Regions from separate parts of the Homo sapiens genome. Here region 1 is linked to region 2. A link is an interaction called in ENCODE POLR2A ChIA-PET data of the cell type or tissue named here. Cell type or tissue: B cell. All regions are shown on one strand.

What was found. ChIA-PET counts read pairs that join two places held together with the same protein. Peaks named below come from ENCODE experiments on the same cell type or tissue, not always from the same donor. Only the 100,000 strongest peaks of a DNase experiment are listed, where the experiment ranks them.
Region 1: POLR2A ChIA-PET joins it to region 2 with 6 read pairs; 1 of 35 experiments calls an interaction of 5 or more read pairs at or near these places.

Annotation. Positions count from the first base shown.
Region 1 is chr9:131,259,807-131,264,806 of GRCh38, reverse strand. FAM78A (family with sequence similarity 78 member A) reads left to right here. Exons shown (of 2, transcript NM_033387.4): 2 at 3,457-5,000. The coding sequence ends at 3,985. Among named protein-coding and RNA genes, the nearest start is that of FAM78A, 14 kb to the left of the region's middle. RefSeq lists an enhancer at 2,055-2,104. In B cell, no CTCF peak of the experiment used is centred here; a DNase peak (open chromatin) is centred at 1,906; H3K4me3 peaks cover 329 bases; H3K27ac peaks cover 4,605 bases.
Region 2 is chr9:131,633,002-131,638,001 of GRCh38, reverse strand. All of the region lies in intron 5 of RAPGEF1 (Rap guanine nucleotide exchange factor 1), which reads left to right. Among named protein-coding and RNA genes, the nearest start is that of PRRT1B, 90 kb to the right of the region's middle. RefSeq lists an enhancer at 1,046-1,340. In B cell, no CTCF peak of the experiment used is centred here; a DNase peak (open chromatin) is centred at 2,501; H3K27ac peaks cover 2,902 bases.

The DNA of each region.
Region 1 (5,000 bases), 370 kb after region 2:
GGCTGCAGTGAGCAGAGATCCCGCCACTGCACTCCAGCCTGAGTGACAGAGTGAGACTCTGTCTCAAAAAAAAAAAAAAAGGTCAGAAAAGGCTTCAGGTCAAATTAGGGCTTTGGGTCAAATCAGGGCTACCTGGTCTGGGAGAGGCACACTTCTAACTGCTGATGCCACCCTCAAAGGGTCTCCAGAAGCTTCCACTGACTGCTGTTGGCTGCACCAGGCAGTGAGTATCAGTACATTTAATCATCACAAAAACCGGGCAGGCAGATGTTGGCGGATTGTCTGTGGGCTGCTGAAGAGCTGGTAGAGCTCAGCGCGTCTGTGACTGGACCACAGTGCGAGTAGCTGGGGCTGACAGTGGACCCTGGGCTGCTGCACCCGCTGCAACCCCCAGGTGGAGGGATCCACGCAGCCTGGTGACGATTTGGCCCTGGCCCTGAGCCATGCCCCGCGTGACGCAGTGCTGTCTGCCAGCCTGGGAGGCTCCTCACCTGTCTTTGCCTGAGCCAGGGCCTGGGAGTTTCAGGACTGGGAAAGGAAAGAAAACCCCAAGGCTGGGGTCAGGAAGAGGAGGGCTATTTTGCTGCTCAGTCCTGCTCCCCCAAACCAGACCTTCAGCTCTTTGCAAACGAAAGAGGGGGCAAGGCCAAAGCGGGGTTCCTTATGCAAGTTTGCTTCCTGCCCTGAAAAACCAAAAAAACGGAAAACTTTTCCAAGCAAGTGTAAGCACTGTGTGAGGACAGAGTGGGCGTTTCCTTCTGAAATAGGAGACTAGGCCCCCAGTGGGCAAAGAGACCCTGACCCGCTTCTCCATCTGTGCGGGGGAATGAATGAGCAGGCTCACCCTGTTGTCATCCTGCCTGCTGCTGTGGGGCCCCCCTAGATCTTAGGAATTGCTGGGTACTTCCGGACAGTGAGGTTGTCTGAGCTGCCTGCAGGTTCCCTGAGTCTGGGTACTCAGGGGCTGGGCAGGAGATGCCCATTAAGCAGGTGTTACTCTAATGAGTGAGCTTTTCAATGAGATGAACAGGAAAATTAGCAAAATCATGTTCCTAATCATTCCTCCTGCGGCGGCCCCAATTTTGCTAACTGTTAACATTATATGATGCATAAGTAGGGGAATGCATTTTTAAAATTATGGTAAAGCCTATGTAACATTTTATAAAATTGACCATTTTATTTTATTATTAATTTTTTTTTTTTTAAGACAGGGTCTGGCTCTGTCACCCAGGCTGGAGTGCAATGGTATGATCTCGGCTCACTGCAACCTCTGCCTCCCAGGTTCAAGCGATTCTCCTGCCTCAGCCTCCCGAGTAGCTGGGATTACAGGTGCCTGCCACTACGCCCAGCTAATTTTTGTATTTTTAGTAGAGACGGGATTTCAGCATGTTGGCCAGCCTGGTCTCGAACTCCTGACCTCAAGTGATCTACCGTGCCCAGCCAAAATAGACCATTTTAATCATTCATAAGTGTACAGCTCAGTGGCATTAGGTCTGTTCAAATTGTTTTGCAGCCTTCACCACCATCTATCTTCAGAACTCTTTTCTTTTTCTTTTTTTTTTTTTTTGAGATGGAGTCTTGCTCTTATCGCCCAGGCTGGAGTGCAGTGGTGTGATTTCGGCTCACTGCAACCTCCGCCTCCTGGGTTCAAGCGATTCTCCTGCCTCAGCCTCCTGAGTAGCTGTGATTACAGGTGCCCACCACCATGCCTGGCTAATCTTTGTACTTTTAGTAGAACAGGGTTTCACCGTATTGCCCAGGCTGGTCTGGAACTCCTGACCTCAGGTGATCCACCTGCCTCGGCCTAACAAAGTGCTGGGATTGCAGGTGTGAGCCACTGCGCCCAGCCCAGAACTCTTTTCATCTGCAAAACTGAAACTTCGTCCCCAAGAAATATCAACTTTCCGTTCCTCTTTCTCCCAGCCCCTGGCAACCTCCATTCTACTTTCTGTCTCTATGAATTTGACAACACTAGGGACTTCACATAAGTAGAATCACACAGTTTGTGTTTTTTTGTGGCTGGCTTATTTCACTCAACATAACGTCCTCAAGGTTGATCTGTGTTGTAGCCTGTGTTGGAACATCCTTCCTTCTTAAGGCTGAAGAACATTCCATTGTACGTATGTAGCACATTTTGTTTATCCATTTATCTGTCGTTGGACACTTGGATCGCTTCTGCCTTTTGGCTATTGTGATTAATTCTAGGAACAGGAATGCATTTTTTTTTAGAGGTAGGGTCTCACTGTGTTGGCCAGCCTCGGCCTCCCAAAGTGCTGGGATTAGAGGTGTGAGCCACTGCGTCCAGTTGGGAGTGCTTTTTTTTTTTTTTTGCAGACAGAGTCTCACTCTGTCACCCATGCTGGAGTGCAGTGGCACAATCTCAGCTCACCGCAAACCCAGCCTCCCAGGTTCAAGCAATTCTTCTGCCTCAGCCTCCTGATTACAGGATTAGAGGCATCTGCTACCGTACCCCGCTAATTTTTTTTTTTTTTTTTTGGAGACAGAGTCTCACTCTGTCGCCCAGGCTGGAGTGCATGGCGTGATCTCGGCTCACTGCAACCTCTGTCTCCTGCCTCAGCCTCCTGAGTAGCTGGGACTACAGGCGCATGTCACCATGCCTGACTAATTTTTTCTATTTTTTTTAGTAGAGACAGGGTTTCACCATATTGGCCAGGGTGTTCTCAAACTCCTGACCTCATGATCCGCCCCCCTTGGCCTCCCAAAGTGAATTTTTGTATTTTTAGTAGAGACGAGGTTTCACCATGTTGGCCAGGCTGGTCTTGAACTCCTAACCTCAAGTGATCAGCCTGCCTCAGCCTCCCAAAGTGCTGGGATTACAGGTGTGAGCCACCACGCCCGGCCAGGAGTGCATTTTTAACAGTAGCTTGTTCCTGGGAGTACCCGCTGTGCACGTAGGTGAGCAGAAGGCGCAGTGGGCGCAGGGTGTCCTGAGCTTCCCTGTTACAGGTGCCTTGGTGGAAATGCGCCGGGGTCCCAGGCCCCACCGCTTGGCCAAATGTCCTTAGGAAAATGTAGCCTCACTCTCCACCCCCAGCCCACCACTTCACTTTCTGTATCTGCCGGGTGGGGTTGCATGGAGAAGATTGTCTGTGAGCCTGTAATGTTAAAGTAAGGGGCCCCTACAGTCTGGGGTGGGCTCCCAGATGCTACTATATCCATGGCCACATGGGAGTGTGGGATCTGTATGTCCCTAGAGCAACTTGGGCCAGGCCGGCCACCTTCTTCTGTCTGAGGGTTATGATTGTAACAGCAGCAGTGATGACAGTGACTCCGAGCTACTGTCTGACCCCCTGCCCCCAGAACGTCAAAGGGGACCGGGTGGTCTGCTGGGTCCGTTCCATCCTCAGGGCCCAGGACAGCCCCTGGCCTGCCAGGGGGACACAGAAAGCCCTCCTTGAGTGACCGAGTGAGTGAACTGGCCTTCCTTGTCCTCAGGTCCAGCTGGGAGCTCCCCGACCTCCAGGAGGGCAAGATCCAAGCCATCAGCGACTCGGATGGGGTGAACTACCCCTGGTACGGCAACACCACAGAGACCTGCACCATCGTGGGCCCCACCAAGAGGGACTCCAAGTTCATCATCAGCATGAATGACAACTTTTACCCCAGCGTCACATGGGCCGTGCCCGTCAGCGAGAGCAACGTGGCCAAGCTCACCAATATCTACCGGGACCAGAGCTTCACCACCTGGCTGGTGGCCACCAACACCTCCACCAACGACATGATCATCCTGCAGACGCTGCACTGGCGCATGCAGCTCAGCATCGAGGTGAACCCCAACCGGCCCCTGGGCCAGCGCGCCCGGCTGCGGGAGCCCATCGCCCAGGACCAGCCCAAAATCCTGAGCAAGAATGAGCCCATCCCGCCCAGCGCCCTGGTCAAGCCCAATGCCAACGATGCCCAGGTCCTCATGTGGCGGCCCAAGTACGGGCAGCCGCTGGTGGTGATCCCGCCCAAGCACCGGTGACAGCCAGGACCACCCGCTAGGTTAGACTCACAAATAATAATACCGCTGAAAACAAAACTCAGACTCACTCTTCAGTCATTCAGCAAGATACAACCATTCTACCCTCTCCAGCGGGCGGATCTCACTGTGCTGATGCCCCCGGGAAGGCCTCCCCGGCTCTCGGCACCTGCTTCCTTTCAGGGAGAGGGGAGATCTAAGCAGGACAGACAGACCCCACGTGCGCCCTCAGGGTGACCTCTGGTCTCCTTGCCTCTCCTTTTTCTCAGTTTCAGTCGCTCACTTGTAACAGATTCCCTGAAACACTGCTTTTTCCGTTTTTTAAAAAAACTCCTCTTTTGGGGGCTCAGGGGCAGGAGGAGGGGGAGCTGATTAGGAGGGAAGCTCCAGCCCCCGATCAAAGAGACAGATCCACACTGCTGCCGATTTGTGGCGCTGGCCGGCCTTCCCCCCAGGTCCCTCCGCCCTCTGTCATGCGGCCTTATGTAGACTTGCTTTGCCAAACTTTTGCCTTAAGCTGAATTGAAAGGAAGAAAACCAATCGGAGAAAGAAAGCAGGATCTCTTTTCTACCGGACTTTTCCTCTTCTGCCAGAGGTGGAGGGAGGGTTGGGGTCGCCCGCGAGAGTCTCTTGAGCCCTTCTTCCCGGTTGTCTTGGGAGAAGGGTGAGGATGGGCATTTAGACCCGAAACCAGCTGCTCACTCTTTCTTTTTGGCAGAAATAAAACCACAGGTAGATTCTGCCTGAACAGCCCCTTCTCTCCCTCCACCCCCAGGTCGTATCCCTGCACCTGCGGAGAGGGGCTGTGAGCTCTGGCGGGGGGTGGCTCCACCAGTCGCCTGGCCTCTTCTCCCCTCTCTTCCCAGCAGCCTTAACTTCCCTTGGGCGGCTCTAGGAGGAGAGAGGCAGGCTCCTGTGAGCCCAGGGAATTTTCACCCTCTCAGTCCTCAGGACCCACCCCCAGTTGAGTCCCTGGCCCTTCCTCCAGGTGTGTGGCTTTTTCCTTCTCCATCCACA
Region 2 (5,000 bases):
GCCTTTGGGTCAGGGCCAGGGCTGCAGGCAGCAGGACAGTGGAAACCCCGCTGTTGTGTGAGGCCATATAATGTAGTAGAAAGGGGCCAGCCTTAGCACCTGGCTAGATTTGAATCCCAAGTTCACCACTTCGTAGTCTATGAACTTGAACAGTTTACTCAACTGCTCTGCACCTTAAGTAACTCTTTTATGAAATAGGTATAATAATAGCATCGTGCATCTCAGGGTTATAGGGAAGATTACACTAGTCAATACACATAATGCTTCTAGAACAGCACCTGGCACATACGGAGCAGTCAGGCCTTAGCTGCTATTTATTATTAATTATGTGGTGCTAGATGCATGCTTTGTAAACAGATCTCTTGGCTTGAAAAACCTGTGTCCCTCTCCTTTCTGGACCCCTCAATCCAAAATTATAGCTGAGGTGTTTACCCCAGGTCAAAAAAAATTCCTTCCCACTCAACGAGGCTAACAAATTCCTGAAAACTGCCTCCTTGGCTTAACATTCCCCAGCAGCTCTGGAGAGTAGAATAAGGACCCCCAAAGGACTTAAATTATAGAGAGAGGCTGAGAAAGCATTGCTCAGCATTGCAAATTGCTCCAGAATGAAATATGTGTTTGCCAGGACATCTGGGTGGCCCTCCAACCCCAGCAGCATTTAAGGGGAGGCTGACGTGTCTGCTGGGGCCATAGAGTTCATGTAAAAGGGGCTTGCCTAGATGACATCAATATTTTCCTCTGAATTCTCCCATGTTCTCCTTTTTTTTTTTTTTCTCTGAGACGGAATGTCACTCTGTCACCCAGGCTGGAGTGCAGTGGTGCGATCTCGGCTCACTGCAACCTCTGCCTCCTGGGTTCAAGTGATTTTCCTGCCTCAGCCTCCCGAGATGCTGGGATTACAGGTGTGAGCCACCACACCCAGCTAATTTTATATTTTTAGTAGAGATGGGGTTTCACCATGTTGGCCAGGCTGGTCTCGAACTCCTGACCTCAGGTGATCTGCCCGCCTCGACCTCCCAAAATGTTGGGATTACAGGTGTGAGCCACTGCGCCCAGCCTCCCCATGTTCCCTTCATTCCAAAAAGTTACTAGTATCTGCTTAGGGCAGCGAGACTCAAGGATGTAGCCCAGGGTGGCTGTTGTGATCAGAGCTGATGGCCCTTTCCAGGATTTGGAGGACAGGCACGTACATTATCATATCTGGTCCTCACAGTAGCACACTGGGTTCAGCAGAGCAGAGTGGAACGTGGCCTGGGGCTTTATCAGCAGCCCTGAGTCACTCTGGCCCACCCACCCCTGCTGTTCCTGTCTAGGCTTCTGAAAATGCTATTATTGAAAATTGTTATTCTTCAGGTAACATTGTTAAGGTTTCCTTCTATCGAATTGATTCTGATGAGATGTTCACAAGTTAGAGCAGCCAAAACAGAGGAGAATGAGTTTCCACTCATAAAGCTCTGTGGCAGTCCCAAGTACATTTCCTCTATGGAGTCATTACAGCACCACTTCATTAGTAGAAAGGCATGTCTGAAAGAAAAATTTCCTTGATTTTTCAAAGTGACTGGGGAAAAAAAAAGGAGAGAGAAACCTATAGGTTATGAACTTGTCAATGTCAGAGCAAATAACTTTTCCACAATTGCTTTAAAAATATTTTAGCCAGAACAAAGATTCTCTAGGTGAGAAGCTTTACAAATTCAGTTTTGTTTCATTTATTCAAGAAGCATTTAGTGAGAACCTTCTATATGCCAGGCAATGAGAGATAATAGGAAATATGAGCAAAGCTGGCACAGACCCTGCCCTATGGCACTTACAGTCTAAGGGGGGCAGGACCGTAAACACAAAGGCACACCCATGTGGTATAGCGCTGCCAAGGAAGATGGCACAGGGTGTGATGAAAGGGTATGATGACCTTCCTTTCTCAGGGTGGTCAGAGACGCTTCCCCAAGGAAGAGACAGGCCAGCATCTGGAGGATGGACAGGAGCTGCCTGTGGCTGGGAGCTTTTCATGCTGGAGTCATTACAGACAGTGAGAGTGATCGAGACACTGTGACGCTGGCATTTGTTGTTATTGTCTAATAGTAATAACAGCTAACATTTATGGGGTGCTTTTTGTACACTGTCCTCACTTAATACTCATGACAACCCTCCATAATAGGCATAAATGGCTGCCCCTTGCCCCTTTCACAGGTGTGGAGACTCAGGCTCAGGTGGAGCAGTAGTCAGTGGCAAGGCTGTGATTCCCACCCCCAACCTGCTGCCCCCTCCCCGGCTCCTGTGCACCATGACACCCTGAGCTGCTGCCTCCCATGGGAGGACAGGATTCTCTGCACTCCCACCTCCAAGCTAGCTGGCTTCCAGCCTCTCTCACCGTCCCTTTCAGGCCTGGGACACCTTAAAAGCCCATGCCCTGGTGGCGTGAGAGAGCCTCCCCCAGCTGGGAGGGACTGGAGCTGTGCAGAAGGGAAATGCACTCATGAGGATGTTGTCAGCCCACTTGGAGGAGGGGCGTTGGACGTTCTTACACTGACTCACCGTTGTTTACGTAACCCATTCAGTTGTTCAAGGGAGTCTTTCCTCTTTTTTTTTTTTTCAAATGATTGAACATGGGTTGTAAAACAGGATTACTTTGGTTTTGTCCCTGAATGCATGGTAGCATTTATCATTTAAACCTCCACATAAATGCCACTTGTTCAAGCTGTATAACCTTGGGCAAGTTACTTCCCTGAGTTTCAAGTAGGTTTTAAAATATTTACCCTGAAGATTTGAGGAAATTCAGTAAGATAAAGTATATAAAGTACCTGGTAAGAACTAGGTGACCAGGAGGCAGTGGGGAAACAGTGTTACCTGGAGAAGTGTTCATTTCTAACGGCTCACAGTGACCATTTTTGACAGTGATTATGGCTCTTTTCCAGGTAGTCTTATCATCTCAGGTAAAAGATAGACCCCTGTCCCCTCATCTGGCTCTGGGGCTGCTTTTCCACCGGGAGCCTGTAGCTCAGAGCTGATTATGACTCTTGAAGGAAGGAAATCTGAGGAATTTAAAGACCCTCAATGTTTTTCTCTGAGAACCACACCCAGCCTAGCACCTGGATGCTGGGGGGCCGAGCCACTCGAGGCCAAAGAGATATCCCAGCATGATCTTTTGAAATCGGTACCCCACCTCTTCCCAACTTCACCAGGTAATTTACTGTGTTACTTGAGCACCAGAGCTGTATTTTGACTTGTCAACTGTTATTTAAGCCCTTCCTTCTCTGTGATCATTTTCTTTTTTTTTTTTTTTTTTTTTTTTTTGAGACGGAGTCTCACTCTTGTTGCCCAGGCTGGAGTGCAATGGCATGATCTGGGCTCACTGCAACCTCCGCCTCCTGGGTTCAAGTGATTCTCCTGCCTCAGCCTCCCAAGTAGCTGGGATTACAGGCGCGTACAACCATGCCCAGCTAATTTTTGTATCTTTAGTAGAGACAAGGTTTCACCATGTTGGCCAGGCTGGTCTTGAACTCCTGACCTCCAGTGATCCGCCCACCTAGGCCTCCCAAAGTGCTGGGATGACAGGCGTGAACCACCGCGCCCGACCTATGATCATTTTCAGTATGAATAAAATGAACATGGAAATAAAGTATTACATATTTGGAGAGCTACTTTTCCAAATACCGTTTTTGACTTTTGAAAACTGATTTTCAGTGACCAGTCGGCAGTTTCCAGTCACTGCTGTAGACATAGACTCTAGAGTAGTCTCTTCTTCTTTTTGTTCTGAGACAGTCTCACTCTATCGCCCAGGCTGGAGTGCAACAACGGCACAATCTTGCTCACTGCAACCTCCGCCTTCTGGATTCAAGCAATCCTCCAGCCTCAGCCTCCGGAGTAGCTGGGACCACAGGTGCATGCCACCACGTCCAACTAATTTTTGTAGAGGCAGATTTTTACCATGTTGCCCAGGCTGGTTTTGAACTCCTGGGCTCAAGTGATTCACTTGCCTCGGCCTCACAAAGTGCTAGGATTACAGGCATGAGCAACCACGTCTGGCCTTTTTCAGTCTTTTCTAACTCGTGCCTCAGGACAATTAAAAAGTCTGACATCCCTCTCAAAAAATTCTACCTTCAGTAGGAGGTGTTGGGCTCATGCCAAATTATAAATGGTCAACTTTCAATGAGATTAGGGTGTTAGCACAGTAGCCAGATATGTGCACATTTTAAGGTTTCTCCTCTGTGATAGTTAAGGCAAGTCAAGACTAAAGACCTTCTGTCTAGGCAGGGAGATAGGTGGTAAATTTAAAAAGCAGCCCGCCCCTTTTATAGTCTTTTCAAGCCTAGGCCACGCGAGCTAGTGTAGGGAGCGTCATTGGGATCATGACGTCATCTTTGAATTTGGGCACATGTCTGCACATGTGTGCCTGTCATTCCAGGATTGTTTTGCCATTGTTCATTAGTTGAGTTCACAGCTGCCTCTCCAGAAAGATGACGATCTAATTATAATTGCTCATGAATCAATGAAGAACCAGGAATGTTTTCCTGTATCAACAGATGCAAACAACACAGACTTCTCTCTGTTCCTTTTGCCCTGCTTGTAAAGAAGAGTGAATCTGAAAGTGGGGCATCCAGGGCACTGTGTTCTGGCGCTCTTTAACTCCCTCTAAGGCCGTGATGCTCCTCTTTGGGGCCTGGCGTTGTGCTTTTAGGAAGAGCTGCTTCTCCCACCGTCCTCCCTCCTCCAGGCGGTAGGGTGCAAGGGAGCTGCCTCTTTTCTAACTGCTCTCTTCACTGATTGTGTAGTCTCTCCTCCTCCATCTTGTCCTGTTTGTAATCACCAGCTAGATGGCTGTCCCTTAAATATTAACTTCTAAATTGTGCTAACATGCAAGTATTAAGGTTCTCCTTTCTTGCTAGTACTTGGCTCTTAGAGATTTTGCTTCTCCACATTTCTTCAAGAATAGACATCTGAATGGGGTAACAACTGTCACAGAGTAGGGTAACACTGAACCTGCATCTGTGGATATGCCTGGCTGA